Linked DNA regions of Homo sapiens: region 1 is linked to region 2. A link is a loop called in an ENCODE intact Hi-C map of the cell type or tissue named here. Cell type or tissue: heart left ventricle. All regions are shown on one strand. Each heading gives the region's core, and the rest is flanking DNA. Links, peaks and the distances in the headings are about the cores only.

The links. Hi-C counts contacts between places; a loop is a spot of excess contacts. Peaks named below come from ENCODE experiments on the same cell type or tissue, not always from the same donor. Only the 100,000 strongest peaks of a DNase experiment are listed, where the experiment ranks them.
Region 1: a loop joins it to region 2, with 4 times the contacts of the local background. A loop is called at or near these places in 89 of 110 quality-filtered maps.

The regions. Positions count from the first base shown.
Region 1 is chr11:86,199,758-86,206,051 of GRCh38, forward strand. No RefSeq gene overlaps it. Among named protein-coding and RNA genes, the nearest start is that of LINC02695, 9.4 kb to the left of the region's middle. RefSeq lists enhancers at 2,453-2,953, 2,954-3,454. In heart left ventricle, for the core only: a CTCF peak has its summit at 2,893; a DNase peak (open chromatin) is centred at 2,984; H3K4me3 peaks cover 1,012 bases; H3K27ac peaks cover 600 bases.
Region 2 is chr11:85,931,576-85,937,869 of GRCh38, forward strand. It overlaps the pseudogene SLC25A1P1. Among named protein-coding and RNA genes, the nearest start is that of CCDC83, 79 kb to the left of the region's middle. RefSeq lists enhancers at 3,969-4,560, 4,561-5,151. In heart left ventricle, for the core only: no CTCF peak of the experiment used is centred there; a DNase peak (open chromatin) is centred at 3,332; H3K4me3 peaks cover 432 bases.

The DNA.
Region 1 (6,294 bases), core at 885-5,884, 270 kb after region 2:
TGAGTTCCTCTGTTCTGATTAGGGGGGATATGAGAATACTTCACTGCAGCAGAAGCATGTGAGTTGGATCTCAAAACATAAATACATTCTTGTCAGTCAGATAGAGTGGGAAGGGAACAGGAAGAGCACTCTAGGCAGAGGGAACAGCACAAGGAGGCCTGAAAGTGTATATTATATGTGAGGAATTGTGGCTGCCTGGATGGCTATCATGTAAGATAAGTAAAGGGATACCTTGGGAAATAAAACTGGACACGAAAAGTGGGGTAAAAGCATGCAATATCCTTTATACTCCATGCTAAGCTGTTTATATTAACAAAATATAGGGAGTTAGCACAGGTAGGCCAAGTCAATCACTGGTAGATTAGATCTGTTGTCCTGCAGCCAGGACAGGAGTTAAGAGGCATAGGCCTCTGTCCAGGGGCCTGGGCCAGGGTTCAAGAGGGATAGGTTCTGATGAGCCCACACTCTGAAGCCTGCAATGGGAGCACCAAATACTTGAACTCCTGGGCTAAAGCAATCCTTCTGCCTCAGGAGGATTATGGGGTTGCGCCAACAGCCAATTAAGGGCATCTTAGCACCTTTTGGATCTGAGCAGCTCTGGCCTCCCTGCTCAGCCCCTCTGGCTGGCAAGACCTTCTATAATTAGAAATCATGCTTTCTTATGCTTGGTGTCCCCTTTTAGGGTCATCTTCTCTAGCTAGACAGAGGAGCCTTGTGGGGATATTGGTAAGGATCCATTTTCTTCTTCCTATACCCGCTGTTCTAGGAGTTGGGTAGGAACATGTCCCTATTGACCTACCTCTCTTGAACCACCTATAATTCAACCAAGGAGTTTGTACTCTGGAACCTTCCTCATTTCTCTTGATTCTGGTTTTCTAAGCTCCTGACATTAAATTACTCTCTTATTTTTTCTCCTTGGTTTGATTTGTGTTCCTGGCTCTGATTCCCAATTATTCCAAAACATATTAGTTTAATGGTTTGGCCCTACATTAAACCTTACTGTGAACGACAGCCTTAAATGCCCCCTCAATAAGGGCTTTTTATCTAATATAGACCCTGCATCACATCATTGCACCTAAGCTGCCTATGATCTAATCAAGGATACATGATTTTTAAACACTAAACAAAATATAAGGTTGAATAGGATTAAACTGTAAAACATCTTGCAGTTAACAAAGAAAAGGCAGTAAAATGCAGTGGGAAAGAAAATGCATTCGAGACATCTGGATTCTAGTTTTATTTGTCACTAACTGGTTGCAGGACTAACCAAGTCTCTCAACCTCAACTATAAAATTGAAGGATTGTTCTATATGACTTCTCAGAGAACTTTAAACTCTGTGACTAGTGCTATGTGGGTAGAGAAAGGGAGGGATCTCTTTGGGTGGGATTTGTTGAGTAAGTCTTCTGGGAAAAGAGGAAAAGGGATATAAGGTGAGCTTTAAAGATGTGTGGGATTTTTTACTGGGAAGATGAAAGTGAGAGCACTTGCAGAGTTGGAGGTAAAAATGTTGGTAAAATAAGGAAGGAGGAATGAGCAGAATGGCTCACGGCACAGCAAACACCTAACACGCCAGCCTGAGCACAGCAGCTGGTAAGCAGTGGGAGAGGCCTGGAGGGGCAGGCTATGGTGAATGCTGTTGGACACAGGCTGAGGGGTCACAGAGGATCTTTGTGGAGAGAAGATTAGTCTGGAAAGAGTGGGCAGGATGGAGGGGTGGGAGAATATATTGGAGAGGAGGAGAGGAGTTTATGACCATGGTCCAGTTATGAGTTAAATACATTTGGACTAGGGTAGCTGAGATGTGAGTAGAGAAAGTGGTAAATCTGAGAGGCATTTTGAAGCAGAGATTGAATAAAGAGGAATAAGGAGGAAGTGATCTAAGTTAACTAGCAAAGCTTGAGGGGAGATTTTGTTAACAGGAAGGGGAAAGGAATTTTTTTGGGGGAGGTTTGGTCTTCTAGGGAGTTTCATTGTTTCATTCTTAGACATGAACATGTGTGAACAGTTGTACTGGGAGTCTTTTAAAATATGTACATTTTTGTAGGCAGTTAGAAATGTGAATATTATTGTCAAAACAGATAGATGAGTTTCTAAGTGTTCACACTGAGGCAGTAGTTGAAACTGTAAAAGCAGATGCTGTGTATGAAGAAGAATATTACAAAGAGAAAGACATACAATAATTAGAAGAAAGAAATTATTACACATTTTATAATGCTTAACTATTTAGCTTTACATTTTATTTCTAACTTAAATCCAACTCTTATAGTACTCCTTTGACCTGTCCTACAAATTTATCTCTCTCAATCTTTTTTTTTGCATAAATATTAGCAATCTTTTCCTTTTCTTTGTGGGTAACTGTATTAGTAAAGACAGGTTAGCTTATACTAACACTCCAAATCTCAGTGGCTGCAAGGTATTTCTCATACACTCTACATATCTGTCACTTCCCCTCACATTTTATTGGCCAATGCAAGCCACACAGCCATATAAATCCTCAAAGGAGGTGGCAGTTTGATCCCCCAGTGTACATTAATGGGAAGAGTGGGACTATTTGTGAAAAGTTCTAATGATAACCATAGTAACACACTTTTTTCCTTAGACCGTTATCTACAACCATGCCTCCTCCACCTTTTTATTTGTACCGTCACTAAAACGTTTTCAGTATGAACGTTTTATAAGCAGCAGTATGGTGGCATAATTCTGTGGCATAATTCCAAGTTGTTTCTGCTTCTTTGCTCTTTTCTCCTTATTTTGATGCTGTCTTCCTTTGGTTCCATGACAGGCTCTCTTCTTTTCTTCCTTTCCCTATTCTTAGAACTGAAGAGACTCAAGGAAATGCTACAACGGAATCAAAACAATTTTATTTTATTTTTTGAGACGGAGTCTCCCTCTGTCGCCCAGGCTGGAGTGCAGTGGCGCGATCTCCGCTCACCGCAAGCTCCGCCTCCCGGGTTCACACCATTCTCCTGCCTCAGCCTCCGCAGGCGCCCGCCACCACGCCCTGCTAATTTTTTGTATTTTTTTTAGTAGAGACGGGGTTTCACCGTGTTAGCCAGGATGGTCTCCATCTCCTGACCTCGTGATCCGCCCGCCTTGGCCGGCCTTCCAAAGTGCTGGGATTACAGGCGTGAGCCACTGCGCCCGGCCTCAAAGCAATTTTTACCCCATCTCTCCTCCCTGTGGTTGGTTCCACTTCTCTTCCTTCTTTAGCAAGAGTCATTTCTTCCCCTTTGAGTCCTGCTGCACTTCCTTCTTTTTCTCACTTCCATGTCACTCAGAGGTTAAGGCAGTTGTAGAGCAAAACAACCAGCTGACAAGCAATAGATGTTATGCAATTCACCATTTATTCTGTGCAACATTAATTAGCTGGTTGTCCTGATTTTCACAGCCTGTGCCCACCCCATACATTGTTGACTTCATTACTTCTAATAAGAATTAATCTTTTTTTCCATTTGAATCCCACAGAATGTGGTTTGAGTCTCTAATCTGATTATTACAGTCTGCCCTTCCTCAGGGTTATTTTTGTATATGCTCCCTCACTAAATCACAACATCCTTATAAACAGTGATGTGCACATAATAGATACTCAATAATTGTTAACTCACTGATGAGTCCTAAATTTGACTAACTTGCCATTGGTTTTGGTAACATTTGGGTAAATCTTGATTCAGCAATTGGCACTCAGACTTTTGCTCATATCTAGAAAAAAAGGAACATATATAAATAGAAAAAAATATTATCTGTTGAAGACCTTTCTATTTTTCACCCTCCATATTAAGATTGTAGTACTATTGTTTGTTTACAATTCATACCACACCTGCTTTCTAAGAGGCTTTAAGTAGACGTATTAGGCAATATATTCACTTATTCATTAATTCATTCATTCACTGATTTACTCAATAGTCACTTAATGAGTCCCTATCATAGGCTAGGGATAGGATAGAAAGTCTAATAAAAGGTTGGGCATGGTGGCTCATGCCTGCAGTACCAGCACTTTGGGAGGCTAAGGCTGGCAGATGGCCTGAGTTCAGGAATGCTAGACCAGACTGGGCAACATGGCGAAACCCTGTCTCTACTGAAAATACAAAGTGTGGTGGCACCCACCTTTAATCCCAGCTACTTGGGAGGCTGAGGCATAAGAATCACTTGAACCCGGGAGGCAGAGATTGCAGTGAGCCAAGCTGGCACCACTGCACTCCAGCCTGGGTGACAGAGTGACACTCTGTTTAAAAAAAAAAAAAAAGTCGAATAAAATGTGGTAACCTCTTTCAAAATCTGGGAGCAGGGGGGAGACACATAAGTAAAGCAATTGCTACTGTGCCATAAACACTGTAGCCTAAAGGAGAAGCATCTAAGTGAGATTGGAACTTCTTGGGAGATGCGACCCCTGAAACTAGCTTTGAGGTTAAGAGGAGGAGATAGCTGGAGAATTGGGGATGGTGGAGCAAGGGTTTTTATGAGAAGGAAATGTGCCATGTGCAAAAACTGAGATGGGAAATAAAATTACATGCTCCAGAAACTGCTCAAGAAATTCAATAGGACAGATCCATAACATCCTAGTTGAGGAATGGCAGGAGACAAGCTAGTGAAATGAACATGTGTCAGATCTAAAAGCATCTTGTGTCTTAAAGTAAGGAATAGTAACATCAAAGCTATGGAACACATCGAAACTCCTCTGCCAGGCAAGTGGGGTCTCAGATGCCATTCTGGGATTATACTTACAGAAGCTGGGTGTGGTTATGGGTAGGGTAAGACACTCCCCATAATATGCATGGAATAGAACTGAGAGGATCTGAAAGTGAGGGCCCAGGGGACAAAGCTAGGATTAATTCAAAGCTGACAGGAAACCAGAAATAATTAATATGAAACATGACCAGAAAGTACTAAGACATAGCAAAGAGGAAAAAATGCAGGGTCAGAGGCACAGCTTAGCATCTTTTTGTTGTTGCTGTTGTTCAGACAGAGTGTTCAGTCTGCTGCCCAGGCTGAAGTGCAGTGGCGCAATTTCAGCTCACTGCAACCTTCACCTCTTGGGTTCAAGAAATTCTCATGCCTCAGCCTCCCGAGTAGCTGGGACTACAGGTGTGCACCACCACACCCAGCTAATTTTTTGTATTTTTAGTAGAGATGAGGTTTCACCATGTTGGCCAGGCTGGTCTCAAACTCTTAGCCCCAGGTGATCTACCTTCTTCAGCATCCCAAAGTGCTGGGATTACAGGCATGAACCACCACACCCAGCCACAGCTCAGTATTTTAAAGCCACCTTTTCCCTTTTTGAGCTCCTTGAGCCAGTGTCTGGATGGTAAAGGAATATTTTGAACTGATTTGGACCTAAGGCTATCCAAGTATTTTAAGCAGAAGAGTGATAGGGCCTGTTGTTGCTCTTTTAACTCTAGACACACAGCATCTTGCTATGTCCTGTGAGCTCTACCCCATATGTGTCTGGCCCAGAGAAAGTCCTCAATAAATATTTAGTGAATGGCATGGACTTGCTACTAATTGTTAAGCACAGGAATGTTTTGTTTAGTCTATATTAGGTGAGTATAATGCTACAAGAAAACTGATTTCATAGAAACCTACAAGAATTTACTCTTCTCTTTTATTTATTGTAATAAATGTCCACTAAAATTATGTTATTTACCAGCCATCCAAATGTAAAATTAATCTTTTTTTTTAACAGTATCTCAGACATACACATTTAAAGCATACACATTAAGGAATAAGACAATAGAAAAGACACCCAAAGAAGTAGAACCAACTAAAATATAAAAACAAAATAACAAACAGTTTACCAATAAAGTGGTATACGTTTGCGTAACATCAATACAGAAACAGTAGCTAAGATGATTGCAAAAATGGAGTTAAGCAATACAAAGCTGCTTACAAGACTTGTACGTGTAAATTCTTGATCGTAATTGAACTAATGGTGGTGAAAATAAAGTTAAAATTTCCTGCAGATGTCAGGCGTGGTGGCTCACACCTGTAATCCCAGCGCTTTGGGAGCCTGAAGCAGGAGGATCGTTTGATCCCAGGAATTCTAGGCCGCAGTGAGCTATGATTGCGCCACTGCATTCCAGCCTGGGTGACAGAGAGAGAGAGAGACAGTGTCTCTAAATAATAAATACATACATAAAATATTAAAAAGAAATAAAAGAGATTTCCCATGGGAAACTTCATCATTTGCCTGCCATTCTAAAGTTGGAGTGGGGGGCAGAATAGGTAAGCTTTGGGTCCAGTTTATCATGAGAGAATGCATTAAGCAAACAACAGTTGAACAGAGTGTGGCCAGCTGG
Region 2 (6,294 bases), core at 723-5,722:
ATAAAACAGGTAAAAATATGAAGAATTTCAACAGAGCATTAGACTCTATAAAGAAGAACCCAACGGACATTCTAGAAATCAAAATATACAAAATCAAAAAGTAATAAATCAGTCTAATGGCAGACTGGATATGGAAGAAACCAGAAATAGTGAAATTTGGGATAAGTCAATATCCAATATCCAAAAATAGTCAAACACAATTCCAGAAAGAATAAAGAATAGAAAGAGCAGAACACAGTGGTAATGAACATGTGCAATTAAGCAGTCCAACATCCGCTAACTGCAGTTAGTGTTCAAGGAAAAGCGGTAGTAGGGATAAAGGAGAAGAAATATTTGAAGACATAATGGCTGAGTTTACCAAAACTGATTAAAGACAATCTACAGATTCAAGTTCTAAAGAACTGACACATGGAATCTAAGCATAATGCTGTTAGCAGTGGCCAATCTGTATGGGTCTGCAGCAAACTGAATTCTTGCCTCCTCAGAAGAAAGAATTCAACCAAGAGGCATAAGGCAAAGGGAGAGACCAGGGCAAGTTTTAGAGCAGGAGTATTAAAAAGTTTAGAGCAGGAATGAAAGGAAGAAAAGTACACTTGGAAGAGGGCCTAGCAGGTGACTTGAGAAATCAAGTGGATGGTGTGACCTTCGACTTGGAGTTTTACATGCTGGCATGCTTCTGGGGTCTTGCGTTACTTCTCCCCTGGTTCTTCTCATGGGCTGAGCTGACCGCATGTGCAGTGGCTTGCCAGCCCTTGGGAGGGGCTGCATGTCCAATGTGTTAACAGGAGTTGTATGCATGCTCACTTGAGGCACTCTTACCTTACCAGTTGAATGTTCCTAGAAGGTCATATAGCAGTTAAAGTCCCCCATTTTGCCTCTCAATGTACATGCTTGAGCCCACTCCCCCAACTACTGAGATCTTATCAGGAAGCTGCTGATCACGAGTTCCAGGTGTTTCTATCTATTGGGAGACCGCCTTTCCCTGGCACCAGTTGTAACCAATATTTATTTATTTATTTGTTTATTTATTTGTTTATTTAGAGATGGAGTCTGGCTCTATCACCTAGGCTGGAGTGCAGCAGCGCAATCTCAGCTCACTGCAACCTCCACCTCCTGGATTCAAGCGATTCTCCTGCCTCAGCCTCCCAAATAGCTGAGATTACAGGCATGAGCCACCACGCCCTGCTACTTTTTTTGGATTTTTAGTAGAGCCCGGGTTTCACCGTGTTGGCCAGGCGGGTCTCAAATTCCTTAGCTCTGGTAATACGCTGGCCTCGACCTCCCAAAGTGCTGGGATTACAGGCATGAGCCACTGTGCCCTGCCAATTATTATTTTAAAGAGACAGTTAAAACCGCCTGACCATCACTTGATGGTTGCCTGATGTTCCTGGTGGAGTGGGGACCCTCTCCTGCCTGCTAATGTCTGCCTGACTACCTACTGTAACAATGCCATATCTTGAAAGGGGGTCCTGATACAGAGAATGAGACATTTGGCCAAAACTAAGCAAATCTGAATAAATGTATAAACTTTAGACAAGAACAACACATATTGCAATATTGGTTCATTAATTGTGTGAAAAGTACCATACTAAAGACAAAGATTAATACAGGACAAACTGAGTGTGGCGTATATGAGATCACTGTACGTCCCATCATTGTCTTTTGTAAATCTAAAACCTTGAAGATAATAGTCTGTTTATAAATAAATAAAGTCACAGACTGCAAAAAGATACACCATGGGCCAGGTGTGGAGCACTTTGGAAAGTTGAAACCAGAGGATCACTTGAGTCCCCAGGAGTTCGAGACCAGCCTGGGAAACATAGGGAGACCCCCTTCTCTACATAGAATAAATTTTTAAAATTAGCTCGAAGTGGTGGAGTGTGACTGTGGTCCCAGCTTCTCAGGAGGCTGAGGTGTCAGGATCACCTGAGCATGGGAGGTTAAGGCTATGACTATACCACTGCACTACAGCCCAGGTGATGGAGTAAGACCCTGTCTCAGAAAAAAAAAAAGGATACACCATGCAAACATCAACCAAAATGAAGACAGTTTGACCAAACTAATATCAGACAAAGTAGACTTTAAGGCAGGAAGTATTAAGATTAAAAAAAAATGAAGAAAAATATAATAGTAAATGAGCCAGTTCATCAGAATGACATAACAATCCTAGATTTGTATGCACATAATAAACATGGTCTCAAAATACATAAAGCAAAGTTTACCAAAGTAAAAAAGATACAGTAAATTGTATGTTATATATATTTCATAATAAAAAAGGAAAAAGAAAAAAGAGACAAATACAGACTTGAAGATCTTACTGCACCTCTCTCAACAAGTGATAAATCAATTCGACAAAATTAATATAAGTTAACGACTGTATAACGTTCATTCCTTTCATGTGGACATGAAACATTTCCAAAAATAGACCACATGCAAGTCATAAAGAAGTCACAACAAATACTCAGAAAAATTGTAATCACATAGAATGTGTTCTCTGACCACTGTGGAATTTTATTTTTTTATTTTTTTTTTTGAGATGGAGTTTCACTCTGTCGCCTAGGCTGGAGTGCAGTGGCATTATCTCGGCTCCCTGCAACCTCCGCCTCCCGGGTTCAAGTGATTCTCCTGCCTCAGCCTCCCGAGTAGCTGGGATTATAGGCGCCTGCCACCATGCCAAGCTAATTTTTGTATGTTTAGTAGAGACGGGGTTTCACCATGTTGCCCAGGCTGGTCTCAAACTCCTGACCTCAGGTGATCCACCGCCTCGGCCTTCTAAAGTTCTGGGATTACAAGTGTGAGCCTCGGCACCCAGCCCACGGTGAAATTTAAAAACAACAACAACAAAAACCCTTCAAATAATTAGAAAGTAAGCAGAACACTTTTTAATAACTCATGAGAAAATATTTTGAATAATGAAAATATGACATGTCAAAACCTTTTGGATCCAGCAAAAGTTGTGTTTAAAGACAAATATATAACTTTAAATTCATGTATTAAAAAAGAAAGGCTGAAAAATCTCAAGCTGTTACCTTAAGGATTGTGAACCCCGAAAATTTCAGGCAGGTCTCAGTTAATTTAGAAAGTTCATTTTGAGTGCGGAGTTCAGGAAGCTCGGACCGAAGGCCGCCACTGGGCGGGCGCCCAGCCTCCCGCCCGCGTCCGCGCCTCGAGCCCCACACGCTCTGGCGGCCGCCGCGCCAGCGTCTGGGAAGGCCAAGCTGACGCACCTGGGGAAGGCGATCCTGGCAGGCGGCCTGGCGGGCGGCATTGAGATCTACATCACCTTCCCCACCCAGTACGTGAAGACGCAGTGGCAGCTGGACTAGCCCTCGAACCCGCCGCGGTACCAGAGCATCGGGGAGTGGGTGTGGCAGACAGTCCGCAGCCATGGCGTTCTGGGCCTGTACCGCAGTCTCAGCTCCCTGCTCTACGGCTCCATCCCCAAAGCGGCCGCCAGCTTCGGAATGTTCTAGTTCCTCGGCAACCACCTGCGGGATTCCCAGGGACGGCTGGACAGCACGCGCGGGCTGCTGTGCTGCCTGGGCGCTGGAGTGGCTGAGGCCGTGGTGATCGTGTGCCCCATGGAGACCATCAAGGTGAGGTTCATCCACGACCAGACCTCCCCAAACCCCAAGTACCGAGGATTCTTCTACGGGTTAGGAAGATTGTGCGGGAACAAGGGCTGAAGGGGATGTATCAGAGCCTCACGGCCACCGTACTGAAACAGGGCTGGAACCAGGCCATCCGCTTCTTCGTCATGACATTCCCTGCACAACTGGTACCGAGGAGACAACCCCAACAAGCCCATGAACCCGCTGATCACTGGGGGCTTCGGAGCCATCGTGTGCACAGCCAGCGTCTTTGGAAACACTCCTCTGGACGTGATTAAGACCCGCAGGTAGGGCCTGGAGGCGCACAAATACCGGAACTTGATGGACTGTGGCTGGCAGATCCTGAGGAAGGAGGAGCTCAAGGCATTCTACAAGGGCATTGTCCCGCGCTGGGCCAGGTCAACCTGGATGTGGCCATAGTGTTTATCATCTATGATGAGGTGGTGAAGCTGCTCAACAAAGTGGAAGACGGGCTAAGCCCAGTGGGGCCACTGGTGCCCCAGGCACCTCCAGAGGCCCCACCACTCTTGTCTCACATGATTCCAGTGCAGTAGTGCCAAAAGGCTCCTTTCCACATCCCTTGAGCTCTGTGACCTGGTCTGTGCATTGTGGCCGTCAAGTCCATGTGTCCTATAGCGCCGTGTCTCCCCTGTGGTCTCTGTGTGACACCACCACTGTGTCCCGCTGTCTGGCCCAGCCATGCTTAGTATGCATCTGGCCTGTGAACCTGTGCCCACTTGTCCATGTGCTTACTATGAGCCTGTGCCTGTGTTTCATGTTCTGTGTCATGTGACCCTGTGCCCGCCTCCCAGGGTGCCCTGTGGCCTGGGTCCTTGGCCCTGTAGCCCTGGCCCGGTCCCAGTCTGGTGCTTTCCACCCTCCACTGGCCTATCACCGCTGCCTCCGGGCCTCCCCCTGGCTTCTCCGCATTCTAGAGTCTGCAGCACCCCCCTTCTCCCGCCATTGGCCTTAACTGGCCCTTGGGCCCTTCCTCCACCCAGGACAGGGTGGCACCCACCACTCTCAGGACCACCGTGCAGAATTTTAAAAAAAGGTATTTTGCCAAGGTTGAGGACACACACCCATGACACAGCCTCAGGAAGTCCTGATGACGTGTGCCCAAGGTGGTCAGGGCAGTTTGGTTTTGTATATTTTAGGGAGACATGAGACATCAATCAACATATGTAAGATGAACATTGGTTCTGTCTGGAAAGGTGGGACAACTTGAAGCAGGGAGGGGGCTTCCAGGTCATGGTAGATAAGAGACAAATGGTTGCATTCTTTTGAGTTTCTGATTAGCCTTTCCAAAGGAGGCAATCAGATGTGCATTTATCTCAGTGAGTAGAGGGGTGACTGAATAGAATGGGAGGCAGGTTTGCCCTAAGCAGTTCACAGCTTGACTTTTCCCTTTAGCTTTGTGATTTTGGGGGCCCAAGATATTTTCCTTTCACAGGATCTAGGAAAAAAAAATAAATCCAAAGTAAAGGTAAGAAAATACAGATGAGAACACTGTTTCAGGAAAAACTGTCGCAAACAGTGTTTTTCCTTTACTTGCCCACCACAACAATCAACACAGAGGACCTCGTTTTAAAATTTTTATATTTTTTTACCCAAAACAAAAATGGTCAATAATACAGAAGACTTCTGTGACCAAATGTGGGGTTTTTTGCCACATGCCGAGCAGTAGACACCAGCTGGGTGTTCTCCAATTCAGTTCCAACACGATCTACCTGGATATGGTGTCAGAACCCATAGAGTGAGGGGGCTCAGTCCCCAAGACTGCCCCGCTTAAGCCCCACAATCAGAGTGGCAGGGAAACATTAGACTCCTGCCTTGGGGCAAGTGAAAGGAAGACAGGAGAGAGATTCTGTTTTCTGAGGCCGCTGGTTGGGTCTAACACATCCAACATTATAACAACAAAAGATTGTAACAAGGTGTTCATAGAACGGGTAATTTTAAAAAAAGAAAAAAGACCGCAACGAGGGATATGGGAATGATGAACCAACTATATATCATAACACCACAAGCAGAAACCAATTAAAGAGAAAGCTGACATACACAGGAGAAAATCAACAAACCCAAAAGTTGGTTCTGATAAACTCTAGTGCTGCCTGATGGGTTCATCTTACCTGCTGCCCAGAAAGCCCAACACACTGAGAACAGCAGGTTTTTTGCAGCAAAGAAAGAGTTTAATTAGGCCGGGCATGGTGGTTCACGCCTGTAATCCCAGCACTTTGGGAGGCCAAGGCGGGTGGATCACCTGAGGTCAGGAGTTTGAGACCAGCCTGGCCAACATGGTAAAACCCTGTCTTTACTAAAAAGACAAAAATTAGCCAGGCATGGTGGCACATGCCTGTAGTCCCAGCCACATGGGAGGCTGAGGCAGGAGAATCTCTTGAACCCGGGAGGCAGAGGTTGTGGTGAGCCAAGATCACACCATTACATTCCAACCTGGGCAACAGAGCAAGACTCTGTCTTAAAAAAAAAAAAGAAAAGAAGAAGAGTTTAATTAATGCAGGGCTAGCCAAGCAGAAGATGGACTTTATTACTCAAATCAGCCTCCCAGACAACTCAGAGGCTACGGTTTTTTGGATAATTTGGTGAGCAGGGGGCTAGGGTATGAGTGCTGCTGATTGGTTAGAGATTAAATTGTAGAAATGTAGAAACCAGTCCTTGTGCGCTG